Linked DNA regions of Mus musculus: region 2 is linked to region 1. Evidence: chromatin loops called from intact Hi-C (ENCODE). Cell type or tissue: heart. All regions are shown on one strand.

Region 1 (8,000 bases):
GAAATAGGCATGATGACCCTAAACAGGTATTAATTTCCTGTTTGGATTTCAGAAAGGCTCCCGGCCTGATAAAATTTAAATAATTCACAGAAATCTATTCTGTAAACATTCTGTCCTCTTTCCTTTTCTTCATAAGTGAATCTATCAGTCAGGGTAGATTAGGCCCTGCTGCTGTAACAAAGAACCCTAAACTCTAGGTGGCTCTTTGCCATAACAACTGGTTACTTCCCTGGCTGTGTTCTGACACTTGAGCCACGGCTGGCTCTGTCTGCCTCTTTGTTCAGGATTCAGGATCACTGTGCAATGCAGGCTACACTGCTGGTCACAAGACCACATTTGAGGTCAATAGCAAAAAAGAAATAAAAAGTTCCTCCAGGCTTCAGTGGCAGGCACGTGGGTGGCCATGCACCAACCCATCTTGCTGACCATGAGGTCTGAGATAGAAGCAAGTTTTGCCGAGATGCCGTTTTCCCATGGACTTTGTAGCCAGATCTCTCTATATAAAGTATGAAGCAGGTACTACATCTCTGGCATAGATGTATTTTTGATTCTGAAATCTCCCAATGGTAAAACTTGATAACTTCCCCCATGTCTGTGAATGAGAATCCTGACAATACCTACTTGGAACTCCTTTAGGAGGGTGTGTATGGCAGTACCTAAATGTTGAGCTCAATGATTGACAACAAGATACATCAGACACTGAGACGTTTTGAACATCTTTCTCTTTATACCATGGTCCATTTTGCCACCCATAATATCCCATCCTGCTGTCTGTACCACCAGAATGTTTTGTTTTGTTCTGTATTTAGAAGCATACAGATCTCTGCAGTCTAAGCCCTCAAGTATACCCCCGTGTGCTATGTTCTACCCTAATAAACATGGATGTGCTGTCTATGTTTGAGATACTGACAGCTCTTTCAGGGAGCTATGTGTGGATAACCCTCTTTGGCATCCCCCAAGCTGCCCTCTATTCTGCCTGTGAAGGAAACTTTTACAAAGGAATAGGGAGGGAGGGAAGGAGGGAAGGGTTGAGGGTCGGAGGAATGAGTCCTTAGCCAAAAACATAGAACCAGTCAGTAGCAGAATAAGGAGCAGGCCTCTCATTAGTCAGCAAACTCATTTACATCACAACTCCCCTGGGCCTCTATCCCAAGGATGCTTCTGTCCATTCCCACAGGCCAGAGACACGACAGTCTCACCTTCTTCCTCAAGTCTGGGATCAAGGGACAGCTGAGCAGAATACCAACACATACAAACAGAAATAAATAAAATAAAATTTAAAAAAGCCAACAGAAGCCTATTTCAGATGTCCTTCCCCCAAAATAAGAAGGGCTGGCCATACCCCCGGGGCAGTTCCCACTCTTAACATTTGGTTCAATGATGGGAGATAGGCCTGAGCCTGAGATTCATCTCCGCACATAGCTTCTGCTGGTGGACAGGTCTGTGCTCATCGATTGGGCTTCACCCCTTTCCTTACTTTCATCTCACTCATTTTCCTCTTTGCTCAAAGAGTTGTCTAGGAAGTGACTCGCATCCTCTGAACCTAAGGACCTCAACCTTGAACAGCTTTGTTAATGATGGTGATAGTGGAGGTACCCCTAGCAATCGCAATATCAACAATAATAAAGAACTACAATAGAAACACACACACACACACACAAAAGTGTTAAAGAGGTTGGAGAGAAGACATCCTTGAAAACAAAGCCCGAAGTCATGAGTATCCCTTCTATGCTCAGTAAGATGCCGGTCCTGTCTAGTGTCCTGAAGCTGACAGTGGCAATATACCCTGTACCTGGGAGTGACAACCCTGAGCAGCACCGGAGGGAGCAGTTCTGAAGAGCAGTTTCACACGGGTAGGGCATTGGGGAGGTTGTCATTATTGCCTGCCAGGACCCATTGCTTTTTCATAGACATGAGCATCTAAGCTTTGTTAGGCTGGGGCCCTCCACTGCCCCTGAGAAGCTGGCAGTACCTGTCTCAGAACTCGGGGACCCTCCTCCACAGACCCAGCAGCAGCTGGCTCCAGGCAAGCTCCGGTAACCCAGCGGTATCGGGTTTTTTTTTTTTTTTTTGAAAAAATCATTTTAAAACAGCTAATTCCTTGGCTCCCTTCACCTGGTAATTACAAATCAGAAGCTATCGTTATCTTGAAGCAACCACGATTACTTCTCATTTCCTGACCTCTGTATGGTGAAAATATGTCATTATTTGAGGCAATAGAATCTGGTCTCTTCAAGTAAGTGACCTACATATAACAGATAAACTGCAGGAGAAAATTAGGTGTTACCTCGACGGAGAGAGTACAGTAAATGTCACTTACTCTTATTAGTATTTATCATCTGGGAAAGTTGCGACCGTTGGGCCTTGCACCTCATGGAAATGGAGAGCCAGAAAATGTGGCTTGAGGTGGAGAAGCCTGTGAGAGAAAAGCAGACACGGACTCTCCCAGGTACCTTGCCATCTTAATCTGCCACCATCAATCTAAGCTGCATTGTGTGAAGATGGGTTTTTAACCTTAATAGAATAGAGCCTGACTTTAAGTGGTGGTAGGCATGCAGAATTAATTGCTATGTGAACAATTTCCTAAGCATTGTTAATTGTGTTTCCTGTGGTTAATTGTTTCTCCCATCCCCACCTTCAAACTCAGAACTTTCCTGTCAACAGCCCTTTCTCTCCTGCGGAGCTACTACGAATGTGGCAGCAGGCATCAACCTGTGCCCATTGAAATGCCAGACAGACAGGGCACAGTTGTTGTTTGCGTGGGAAATATACAGGGGATGGATTCCTTATTTATTTACAAAGGAAGCGTTTCTTAGATGAGGGCCTGGAAAGAACAGAGGTGTTTCCCTCCCCCTTGGTAACAATACAACCAGGATCCATCAGGGAGAGATACGGACACTGAGTTTTCTAAAAATCACTCTAGGTATCTGCACAGGCTAAGTGACAAGACCAGAAGGCTGCCTGGAGGCAGAGGTGGCAGCGTACATGGAAACCAACCTCTGAATGCATGCCTGTCTCCTGAGAGCAAGTGCTTATGGGAATCTCATCTGTGTCTCATGCCGTACTTGGGGGAAACAGAATATGCTGTGTTTGTTTTGCTTTTTTCTGGAAAAGGCTCTACCACTATTACACATATGCACACACATTCATGCACACATATGCTCACACACACACCTTAAGCATTTTCACAGTGTGCTAAAAAAGATATGCATTCATCATGAATACAGGGAGAAATTATATATATTCAAACTTTGGCACAGTTAGATAGGCATGCTCTAAGTGGGCCGGAGAGATTGCAGATACCTCTGGCTGTGGTGGCATTTTAGGGTCGGTCAAATGGGAGCAGTGTAGCCTTATTTCTGAACTTGACTCACATTTTGAGTAGCTGGGTGAACCCAGCCTTTGCCAGTGCACCTGTCTAAAAGCATTCATGTCAGATGTGTGGCCAAGCAGGCGAGTGATGAGTGACCCCATCCTGAAAGATAAAGACCTATATGCAGCCTCCCTCCTCCACTTCCCACAAGGGGTGCTGCCCCTGAGGCTGGGAACTGCAACAAAGCAGAGACAGAAGCTCTTAGATTGCCACTTTCTATATTTTAGCTAATCCTGACGGCCTGGGGCAAGCCATTTTTGAACTGCAGTTTCCTTAAAAGGCAGTCGCTTGGAAAAAGGCACCTGGCCCTCCCCCTTGACATTTGCATTGCTGAATTATCTATTCATACTTTCATTACTTTGTCTCTCCTGCAGCAATGCATCTGCTCGGACTCAATTGGCAACTCCAGCCGGCAGATGGACACACCTTTAACAATGGCGTAAGGACCGGCTTACCAGGAAACGATGATGTGGCAACAGTGCCATCTGGAGGCAAAGGTGAGGTTACAGCTGCTGCTTGCCCTATTGAGGTCACAGGAAAAGTCAAGGCTCTTGATGGCTGCTACAGGTTTTTTAATCCAAGTCGTGGAAGGCATGTGAAAAGAAAAGAGAAGAAAGGAAAGGAAAGGAAAGGAAAGGAAAGGAAAGGAAAGGAAAGGAAAGGAAAGGAAAGGAAAGGAAAGGAAAGGAAAGGAAAGGAAAGGAAAGGAAAGGAAAGGAAAGGAAAGGAAAGGAAAGGAAAGGAAAGGAAAGGAGAAAGGGAAAGAGGAAAGGAAAGGAAAAGAGAAAGGGAAAGAGGAAAAGGAAGGGAAAGAAGAAAAAGAAAAAAAACGACTGCCTTTCATAGGTGCCCCTGTTTAAAAGCTGTTTGCTGTTCCTGTCTGTTAGCTGTGTTTGGCTGGAGTCACTTGGATCTGGCAGAGCGCCTGCTCCAAGCAGTGTGCATACCTATGCTATCTACAGCAACTGATTTGATGTAGCATGCCTGAAAGCATTCCGGGGCCTAAGCAGAAGCAGCAGCAGCAACAGCAGCAGCTGGAGCAGCGGCAGCAGCAGCAGCAGCAGCAGCAGCAGCAGCCAAAACCTGCCTGATCAGAAGGCAGGAAGCAGCTGGCAGTACAGGCCACTAGTCTGGGTCCTTCTCCCACAAGGATAGATACAACCTCCCTGGGGAGTAGTCTCGCCTGGCTCGCCTTGAAAGAGACAGAGCTGTTCTGCTTTGGGAAAGAATAGAAAGGACTTTTGACAACTTGGCAACAAAGCTTCCCTTTTTGGGCCGGGAGGAGGACAATAGGAGTGTTCATTGAGGCAATCAGGCGACTGTATTCGCGTAGGGGAGAAAAATAGGTGCTAACAAGGTGCTAAAAAAGCAGAGAGAAAAAAAACACAGAACCATGGGGAGGTGGGGACAGGAGCAATTAAAAGACAAGAGCAGCCAATGGCACAGCTAACAGGGCTGGCATTTGGTAATCTGGTGGCAGTTTGAGTGATTCGGATGGAAATCACATAAGCAAGGGATTGTATCAAAAGGGCTTCTCCAAACAGAATTTTTCAGTCCATTTCAGAGAGAAGGGTGGGGAGAACACCGCCGGAATATTTCAAAGAAAAAGAAAGGATAACTATCACATATCCAACATAACATAGTGTAACTTCAGCTCCAAGAGCAGGAATCTCATCTCTGAGAAATTCAGGCCCAGAATGTTCTAGAAACTGATCCAAATGAAACAGGATAGGCACAAACTTGAATTCGGGACTGTGTAATATGCATCTTCAGACAGGACGTGGGCTTTTCCTCTACCTGTGCTTTCTCCCGAGGAGACTCCAGAATTCCTCAGCCTTGGCTGTGTGTTACTTACCCTAATACGCTAATGGTCTCCCCGGGGCTGTCCTACACCTTTGGGTAGGACTCCTCGGCCTTTTCATTCAGTCTTTAAGAAACGCTCTTCCCATCCGTCATAATCTTAACGCTAAATCATCTTTAAGTAAGCATGAAAAAGTTTTATCTAAGGATGAAATGATACGCTTCCCATTATTATGTAGGTGAAACTAGATCTCAAAATAACTAACTGCCCACATTCTAACTGCCCACATTCTGCTTCAGCTGACCACAAAGCCCAGTGACAAATTTATTGCCCTCAGTTTTAAAATCTGTTCACCTCTAGTACTTGACCTCACTCCTTCCTTTTCTCCTTTACAACAATGGCTCTCATTTTTGCCCCTTGGGAGACATTTGGCAATGACTGAAAAGGGTTTGTTTTTGGGTTTTTTTTTCTTTTCTTTTTTTTTTTTTTTTTACTGTCACAATTGGAAGAGGTGCAACTAGTGGGTTAAGGCCAGGGGTGCTGTTAAATGACAGCCAGTACACTGGCTAGCTCCCTCCCTGTGGTGAAGAATTACCTCGGTTTGGAGGACCAACAGGATGGCTCTTAGAAGCCCTGCTTCATGGGGTCTCTGCTACATTTACCCGCTGCTGTTCTTTAGCCCACAAGTCAACAACCAAACAAACTTAGAATGCACATCTGAAAGTGAAGATGCAGATCATCCCATCATAGGATGTGGAGATGGGAGGGCTCTGGAGTTGTATATAGATGCTTTTGAAACAGTACCCTGAACCCAGGGATCTTCACAGGCCCCCCAGAAATGAAAATAGCCCCTTTTTCTTTTGTCTCCATTTCCCAACCCTACTTCCCTTTAACATCCCACACCATCACAGCCAGACAACTGAGGAAAACTCCCCTTCGAGAACAAGTCTTAGGAATACTTGTCTCTAAGGCAGCGGTTCTCCACCTTCCTAGATGCTATGACCCTTTCGTACAGTTCCTCATGTTGGGGTGACCCCAACCATAAAATTATTTTCACTACTACTCCATAACTGTAATTTTGCTACTGTTATGAATCACGCTATAAATATTTTCAGAGATAGAGGGGTTGTGACTCATATGTTGAAAACCACTGCTCTAGGCTAACAAATAGGGACATCTTTTTCATTGTGATCTGGGGAGACCAGAATCTTAGACTTTCCTGTGTGCATTAAAATATAGAGTCCAACTTGTATAACACCACTGGCTTTGGTATTTTCCAAATGAATTGTGGGATGGGGAGGCTGTTTGCTAAAGCATTGTCCTGTGGGTTTTGCCCACTGGCCTTTATAAAAAGGGTGCAATTTCAAAATTGCCTTAAATTAAAATAAAACTCAATGGCTTTGCTTTCCAAATGCCAAAAAAAAAAAGCAAAAACAAAAAAAAAAAAAAACAACAAAAAAAAAACAATGCTCTGGCAATGAAGGGAGATGCTGGATTGCCTCTTTGAGGTTAAGGGAATTCTTGTAAAATGACAGGAAAGATTGTTAATGTCCTTGAGTGACTTGAGATTTAAATTTCTGGACCTAGTGACCTCTCCGTCCCTCACTCACCAATTCCATACATTTAGATAACCCAAATCAATTCCCATCGACCACTTTCCCACTGTTTCAAAGAGACAATCAAGACATATTGGCAATAAGTTAATTAAATAACACCCCCTCAATTTTTTGTGGTATAGGATAATCCTTCACTCCGATGTTTTAATCAAGATTCACCACACATTGCCAGGGAGGTTAATCTTATTAAGCAATTACTGGGTAAGTATCCAGCAGGAGCAAATTAAAATGTAAGCAAAACACGGGCATGTGAGTCCCATCTAAGATGGTCTATCGATAGAGATTTCATTAGTTGGTCTTCAGGAGTATTTACATTGTGCAGGTTTGGGAAGGAGTCTAATAGACAGGACAGCCTCCACACTCTGATACGGTGGTGGAAACAGAGCTCTCCATTCATTAGTTAGGAGAGAGTGTTCTTGGGGTTTCATCTTCCTCTTCCTTATCCATTTACAGTTGTTCCTAGCTTATCCTTCCCTCCCCCACCCCCCGCCGCACACACACCCTCTTTCAATTAAACTTTACCGTGGATGGTCTTGGTTTCCACATTGAAAAGAAGTTGCTCTTGGACTGCCAGGATCACTCACCATCTCGTGTGTATTTCTATGTTCAAAGGAATGAACTCATACATCTTCATTAGAGGGACACAGAGTGCTTTCTCTATAGATCTGAGCTTAGATAAGCCTTAAGAATGAAGATTCGATATAGTATTCTGACCTGGTCAGATAGCATAAAGGGAGTCAGCTTGATTGCCTGGACCCAGAAACAAAGTATACGAGAGCTTTGCCAGGGCATGTCACTGGCTCCGGGTTTGTGCACTGATCTTAAGAAAGAATATACTCTCAAGTAGAATTTCATGGATCATTCTCAAAAATCCATCAGTCATTTTACCTTCCTAGTATCCTCTGTGTCACTGAGGTTAGCAAACCATATCTCATGGACCAAATCTGCCTGACCACCCACTGTGATGATCATTTCTATTGGTGCGTAGCTATGCCCATCAGGCCGTGGAGGCAAACAGGTGCGGCAGACTGGACGGTCTACAAAGACAAATTTGCAATTTTACCCTTTAATAATAATAATAAAAAGTTTATGATTTTCCTATGTCATTCCCAACACTCATTTCCACTTCTATTGAACCTTCCCTATACCCAAATTATGTGTAGTCCAAGGCCCCAAAGCCTCTGTTTCTCTTTCTTCATCAAGTGCTGAT
Region 2 (8,000 bases), 160 kb before region 1:
ACAGGTGATCCAGTCATGTAGATAATCAGAGTTTGATTTACATCGGAAAACCCCTGTGCATACACACTTGCACATGGGCAAGACCATAGAAGCTCAACAAATGACACATTGCAGCTACCTCTTTGCTTTGTAACTATCAGTTCAGTGCTGTTTTCTGTACATTTGCTGGGGAACTTTGTGCTCATTCAAAAAGAAACTGGAGAAACAGTTGGGAATAAAGAGCATCTGCCATGATCTGGGAATCAGGCTGGAGCCTGCCACCTGATTAGCTGCCCACCCATACTAAGGCTTTCTGTAAGGTAACAGAGTCCACAAAGGGAGCCGCATAAGTTCCAGCTCTCTCCCCTGTACTTTGGAACCTGTTTGTATCCACACAGATGGTCTCTGTCAGTTGGAATAGTCAGGGGCAATATGCATCCTAAGTGAACAAACTTAGCAAATGACCTAACAAACAGGGAACAGCACACTGTCTGACTCAGGGCAGAGCTAGTGATTCTGAAATTCTCCAAGTAGTGATGGCTACCAGGAAGCAGAACAGAAGGAAGTACCAAAGCACAATTAAGGAATTAAGAGGTGTGGGAAGATAATGGGAGTCACACAATTCTATGATGCATAGTTACAGTAAACGAAGCAACCCCAACACTTACACCGTGTTGTGACTCTTCCTCTATTGTCAGTATTTGTGGATATTAAAAAGCTCTGTTGGCTGGACTGTATGAAATGACTTCATGCTAAACAAAAGTCCCAGAAGTTCATAGAAAGAATGATTCCACCTATCTGGCTCCTGGAAAACTTGAGGTGGGACCTTAGCTCCACCTCAGTCACTCGCTCAAAAGAATTTTTAAAAATTGGCTCACAGCCATTCTTGTTCTTCAACATCCAGTTCCAATTTGCCTCAGTAGCACACACTTGAAAGCCCTTTGATTACGTTGTAGCAATCTCTCCCTACCTGAGTCCTGCTACTAAGCGGATGTCAGCACCGAGTACACAGGACCCAGTTGGGACCATCTGCAGTCAGAAACCTTAAAAGAGGACAGAGAGTATCATCACTGCAAACTTCAGAACAATTGACAGTGAAAACCTGGAGCTCTATAGGATAATAACTGCTACGTGTGGTTCAAACACAGGTTCAACTTGAGATTCAGGGGGAAGCCCTGAGATCGGGAGGAGCTATACCTTGGAAGTATCTCTCTTGCATACATTTCCTACCCTCTATGTAACATTATCATTACTATTTATTATTGTTGTTTATTGTTATTGTTACCATCACCATATCACCATGCTGTTTGGGCAAGCACCATGAGGATACAAGGTGGATTTGGGAAAAAGAAGCCCAAGGGCAAGCCCAGCTCTGGACATTTTCTAACTGTTGAACTCAGCCTCTTTGTTTCTGCTTCTTCGTCTATAAAATGAGAATATTCTATTCTCATGTTTTATGGGAATATGTGGTCATTCTAGCATAATGAGATTGTTTTGAGGATTAAGAAATATTATGCAAGGAAACAGAGCATGCCATGAGTGACCGAGCAATACCATGCAATAAGCAGTGATAGTTACAATGGTGGTAGTTATAGCCTCATTGTTAGAACGTCTATGAGAGAATTATTGATTCAACGCTGGCATTGATTCTGATAAAGCTCCATGGCACTCAGTCCAAGCACCTGACAAAAATGCCATGTCTTATAGTGCTCCCCAACAGCTATGAATTTACTGAACTCTTCAAATTATTCCATTTACCCATTGACAATGGCAAGGATGGTTCACGATCATTTCCATTGTGTTATTGGGTAAGAAACTTAATATTTAAATTTTAAGGATGCAGAGATGCCTCAGTGGCTGAGAGCAGATATTCCAGAGGACCCAAGTTCAGTTCCTAGCATCCACATTGGTCAACTCAACTGCAACTCCAGCTGAAAGAGATCTTACACCCTCTTCTGACTTCTATGAAACATTTGTAGAGACACATAAATTTCAAAACCTCAAACTCACTTAAACTTCTTTTATCTTCAACTTTGTGTCACCTCTGTCCTTCCAAAGGGCACCATTCTGACAGTAGTTTGATGCCTCCTTACGACTGTTCCTTCCATTCTCTCTCTTCAGAGTCACTTGCATTTTCTTCAGAGACTTGTTCAAGCTTCCACTCGTTCAGGGATCCTTATGCAATTTTTAAACCCTGACTCCTGCCAAAACATCTCCTTCTTCGGCCCTGATGGTACCCTATTTTAGTGCATTCCACCATCCTGTTTCTTATCATCTGAACCCCCTCTGACTCCTCACTAGATCTGAGGGCAGAATGGTGGACTCCTTAGGACTCAAAACAACTGCACATGCATTGGTTGAACCAAAACCATCCATCCAGGGTACCGTATAGTGCAGTTAATAATAATAAATCAGGAAATACAGTTATGAAAGCAGCAGCAAGTGCTGGTATCTAGCAGAATGTCTGAGTGCACCTCTGTGTGTGCAATTCTTCAGGAAAGTGTAACTTTTCAGGCATGAACACCTCTCCGAATCAAACTGTTCATCTGACTCTCCAGTTTCCCTCCACATCTCAGTTTCATGGGCTGCTTCTCCTGGCTCATATTCCTTAGTTTCCTTGCAAACAAACCACACAGGCAACAATTAAAATGACCCTGTGCACAGTTGGCAGAATGTGTAGACAGAAATTGTCATTGCTCAAGAGTCAGTGTGAGGAGCCTGCTGCCAGTGAGGAAGAGGTTCCGACAGCCATCCATATGGAAGGGACCTTCTTTGCCTAAGGTCACCTCCAGGTTATTCCCCACTCTCCTAGACTGACTGCTGTTCATTATGGCATAGGGCATCCCTGCTTTACCTAACAGGAAGTCCTCCACAATATCCAAATAAACCATGTGATGCAATGAATGATCAAACCACTGGCATGCCAATGCAGGCTCTGTCTGTCCATCTGGTTTCATCTCCTACCCTAAGCTAAAGGATTTGGTTTTTAGTATGGCCTCTTGATTTGTTCACTGGGGATACAATTTTGAGTACCAGGTACTAATAAGGTCTATGAGGATACTGAAATGGGCTGATGGGCTAGAGAAAGTAGTTCTTGTTTGAAGCATGCAGACATGGAGAGCTTCACTGAAGAGAAGCTGAAGTCTTGAGAATACTGGCCAGGCAGTAGAAGCAGGAAAGAAAGTAAGAAAGAAACTCTTTGCAAAGGGGGAGTAGTTTGACATGTTCATGCAGAGGAAATAAGAATGCCTGTTCACTGGAGAATAAAGAGCCATGTGGGAAGGGTGTCCTCTTGGTAAGGGAGGTGGGTGAACACCTATGATCCAGAGAAGGTAGGATAAGCCCAGAATCACAGGGAGGAGAGGTAATTATTTCTTCCCTCATACAATGGAAAGCAATTGGAGGGTATCAAGAGGATATGAGCTGATTTCGACCTGGGAAACGTCATCTCAATTGCTATGGAGAAGAGACAGGGTCAAGGGAGAGTTGGTGGACTCTCTCTCAAGAGTATAAACAGGAAGACCAGCAAGGAGATGGCTCAGGGAGAGATGGGGAGGACTTGGAATCATAGCAAAGGAGAGAGAAAAAACTAAACTTTTTCTAGACGGATTTCACTCAAATGGATGCCCTTTCTGAATTATATTCATAAAGTATGAAGTATCATACAAGCAGTGGTAATGCAGTTGAGCTGGTTAAGAAACACCATAACCGTTCTGAAAAGTGCATCTGGAACATTAAAAAAAAATACATATATACATATATATTTGTATTGTGAGCTGGTTTCAATGTAACTTTCTTAAGATGCTCTCATGACACTCATTGCTGACCTTTGACCCCTCTGTCCTCTTTCCCAGGTCGTCCCATTCCACCTACATCCTCGTCTAGCCTCCTCCCATCTGCTCAGCTGCCTAGCTCCCATAATCCTCCACCAGTTAGCTGCCAGATGCCATTGCTAGACAGCAACACCTCCCATCAGATCATGGACACCAACCCTGATGAGGAATTCTCCCCCAATTCATACCTGCTCAGAGCATGCTCAGGGCCCCAGCAAGCCTCCAGCAGTGGTAAGGAAACTCTGTGGTGTCTAATTGTGTGGTGTTTTGTGCTTGACATTTGTGAGTCTCCAGCAAAATGACAACTATTGAAACAAAGGCTGGGAGAAAGTGGTGTGGGGAGCACCAAGGTGAAACGCATTTGTCATTTTGTGGCGTGGTAGTTCTAAGAGGCGTCTGTTGAAGGTCACCGCCGTTGGAGAGGTTTTCCTGGTTATAACAGGCTCTGGACCTCCTTCTGAGGGAGGAATTTGCCCAAGGCTACATGTGAAAGCATGCAGGACTCAAAGGTGAAGTGTGGGGAGACACTGGAATATTGAATTTTGTATTACTATGGTTGTGGTCATAGCTGAGTGACCCTGGACACCCTCACATGCCCCATCCCTGTGCCTCCCAGTTCTGCTGTTTTTTATCATTGGCTTCTGACTTCCCCTTGCTTGTTTCATATGGTTTTGTGATGAAAATGTGTTCCCTTGACATGAATACTGAATTCCATGCCAAGACTGAAGTGTTTGGGGTATGACCTCTCTGTGACCTTCTGCTTGTGCCACTTCACTTGAATTTAATGAGCTGATCATGAGGCACTGTGATAAACACAGCTTCTAAATTCAGAGCTCTTGTTTGGGTTTTCTTGTTCACAGAACAGAGGGACCGAACACTAGGTTCTGCTCCACTTTTGAGGATTTTGTGCCTCAACTCCTACTCTCCAAGTCTTAGAAAGAATTGGCCCAAGTGCAGCAATAATCAGGCCTTATTTTGGATTCAGTAATTGGTAGACTGTTCACCTGAACATAAGAATACAGAAGAGGGCGCAGTTACCTAGGGATTCAGTATCCATGTCCCGGGGGATGGGGAGTATGGTACTAATTACTTGCACTTGACCCAAAGCTTTGGCACTGCCTTCTGAGCTAACTGCTCATGATATTCATTAACACAGATCATCAAAAGCAATAGAGATGCCAAGAATTCTCCCTGCGAAGATTTCTCTGGCTCTATCCATGAATATAAGCTACCAGTGGTCTCAACCTCACCAATTATAGGGGACCTCCTAAGTATATTAAGATGATTCATTTAGCAAATGGACCAATCAAATGCTACTTATGATGGCCCATGCCCTTCTTCAAAGCCAGGCCTGATATATTTAGCAAACTCATATTCTTTTTTTTAAAAAAAAATTATCTAATCAAATCTCTCATCAAATGAGCAATCCATTGTTGATATTATGAAGGCCTTTAATCTACCATAAATCTTTATTAGAACTCATCAGAGCTTCTAGTTTGAGAGAAATGTGATTATGGCACTCTTAAAATGACATTACATCATCGGGGTGATTGGTTTATCATTTGGAGAAGAGACATCAATCATAACTAACATAACCACACAGTAAATGAATTCAACCTTTCTACCGCGGAACAATGACACCGTAATTGCTCAAAATCAGGCTTAAAATGAAATCGGAAAATGCTCTTTCTTCAAATATGATGTTAACTTAATGGAATATATTATGAAAAATCATGTTTGAGGAAATTCTATATAATTAAAAATATGTGGAAATATATTTCCTTTTTTCTTTCATCAGAACCTGATTTTAGCTTCAGCACTATATTTTCTCTCTCTTTTTTCTTTTTTTTCTTTTTTTCTTTTTTTTCGACAGAGATTATGTTGCATTTAATTGAACTACCCTCGCCTGTGTTTTGCTACTTTTTATTTCATACTATGCAACCGTGATGAATATTGTATTATGAAGGACAAGAGGCTTTTGAAATGATGTGCACCTGCTGATAGCTTTTCAAAAACAGACAATTATTAAAGAGAAAATGAGCTTTTAGAAGCGGCATCCTTTTATGCATGTATGGATACCCAAGCAAAGATGACTTCCATAAGCGGGGTCAGCTGTTATCACAGGGACATCCAGCATGTTTTCTTAGTGACAGCACGCAGAGCAATTCCTTCCCTTTTGGATGGTGGGTGTATCAGCTTGTTGGTTGTCAATAGAGGATTTTTGTTGTTGTTGTTGGCTTTGTATAGAAATCAAGAGCTCATCATTTGGGTGGGCAGAACAGATCTATAGATTTAGAGCCAAACTTACTCGCTTTTCATCAGCTACACCAATTTGTTCAGCTTGCTTCAAAAACTGATAGTGATTTTAGCTTCACTGAGAGAAGGAAATGGCACCAAAAGGGCAAAGGTCCATTTTCATACCAAACAAGAGCCATGCTCACACTATTTCTCCAGCAGAGGGGTGAGAACCTCATTGAATGGCCGCCTTGTTTCCAACAGCCTCTTATCAGAGGGTGCGCTGAGGCTCGGACAAGCAAGGAGTCATCCAACGCGCTTCACTCTTGCTCAGCTAAAATTGAGAGCATGCCCAGTTGGGGTATGTGGGCACTTGAACGTGTATATATGTCTTGTGGAATGGATCTGGGGTCCCGGGCAAATTGGAGCTTCTATCAAGATCTGAATGCAATTGCCATGAATTTAAATTTGACGTAAAGGATTGAAAATGGAGTTTGACACCAAAGATGCAGAGTGCAGAGCAGTGCCTGAGTGTTTTCGATTGGGTTTGATGAAAGTGGCTGAGTTTGTCAGGTGCTGTAGGCACCAGCACTGGGGCCCCTGTGTTTGGGTATGTTAAGTTTAGCCGGTTAATCATGAAGAATATCTTTAAGTTGGTCCTTTGGCAATGACAGTGGAATCTTAAAACCATGTAGCAGTTCAGACTTTGTTGGTTTTTTTGCCCCTTAGTTAAAATACCTTCCAGCATATAGAGTCCATTCACAACAGGAAAACATTATTTCTTGCCTTCCTCTTACTGTTTCCATGGTTTGATAATGGCATTAGGAGAGTCACAGTACACATTTCCTGCCTACCATGACTCTGTTTTAAAGAGACACACTGGATATAAAATACAGGAGCTAGAATGTTTTTTTCCAACAGGAAAACCTCTCGAAGCAACAACCAAGTTTAACCTTTATGCACCAACTGTCATTATTTTTTGACTATACTGCATTCTTTACTGCATGGTACTCAGATTGCCCCAACTTTGTAGCCAAGTTGCTCTAACTCTCTGTCTATGCCTCTGTCTGTGCCAATCAAATAGTATAGTTGGAGAGATGATTCCAGAACTGGATAAATCCAGCCCCTGAAACCTTTGTTTCCCACTAGCTGAGCTTGGGCCAGGGCCTCACCCTGTGTTTTTGACCTTCTGCCAGAGCAGTTTAGCACCAAAGCTATTTCTTGTATATACAGCAGTATAACTTCAGATCCTATGAAATCACTCATCTGGAAAATAACCTAGATCCCAGCAGCAGCAGAAAGGACGCTTCTACATCTGGAAAAGCAGGGCTCACTTTCAAATCAGTATATCAGCTGTGCGTTTTGCTGTCAGCATAGGAATAAAATATACAGGCCACAGTCATGCACTCACCAAAAGACCATGCTTGCCCCTCTCCTGTAGAGAAAGTTGAGTTTTGATTCTCCATAGAGGTTTGGAGGACTTATCATCAACATCACACTACACATTAGAAATAAGAGCAAGGGACACTGACAAGAACCTTTCAGGAAGTCCTCAGCAACAGAGATGAGCCATCCAAAGATGGAGAGGAGAAGTCTAAGTTTGCATTGGGGAAAAGGAGATATGCCCCAGCCCTTTTGTAAGACAGCAAGACTTTGGCTCATTCTAAGTGGCGTGCTATAGTGTGCAAGTCTCAGTTTGTATATGAGGGTCTCCACGTGTACTCACCTGCTTATGTATGTCTTCTTTACTTGGAGGGGGTGATACATGTGCATGTCTGTTTGCACACACGTAGAAGCCAGAGGTCAGCTTTAGGTGTCATTCCTCAGGTGGTGTTCACATTATTTCCTTAGTTGGCCTGGGGTTCACCACATAGGCTAGCTGGCTGCAGAGTGAGCACGAGGGATCTACCTGTTTCCACTGCCAGTACTAGGATTAAAGGCATGCATCTAAGC

What was found. Hi-C counts contacts between places; a loop is a spot of excess contacts. Peaks named below come from ENCODE experiments on the same cell type or tissue, not always from the same donor. Only the 100,000 strongest peaks of a DNase experiment are listed, where the experiment ranks them.
Region 2: a loop joins it to region 1, with 2.1 times the contacts of the local background. A loop is called at or near these places in 2 of 42 quality-filtered maps.

The regions. Positions count from the first base shown.
Region 1 is chr11:36,217,278-36,225,277 of GRCm38, reverse strand. It overlaps Tenm2 (teneurin transmembrane protein 2), which reads left to right. Exons shown (of 29, transcript NM_011856.4): 6 at 3,748-3,870. Among named protein-coding and RNA genes, the nearest start is that of Gm46251, 57 kb to the right of the region's middle. In heart, a CTCF peak has its summit at 3,854 (motif pointing left); no DNase peak of the experiment used is centred here; H3K4me3 peaks cover 479 bases; H3K27ac peaks cover 720 bases.
Region 2 is chr11:36,381,162-36,389,161 of GRCm38, reverse strand. It overlaps Tenm2 (teneurin transmembrane protein 2), which reads left to right. Exons shown (of 29, transcript NM_011856.4): 3 at 3,834-4,043. All of the region lies in intron 1 of Gm33585 (a long non-coding RNA gene), which reads right to left. Among named protein-coding and RNA genes, the nearest start is that of Gm33585, 27 kb to the right of the region's middle. In heart, a CTCF peak has its summit at 4,826 (motif pointing right); no DNase peak of the experiment used is centred here.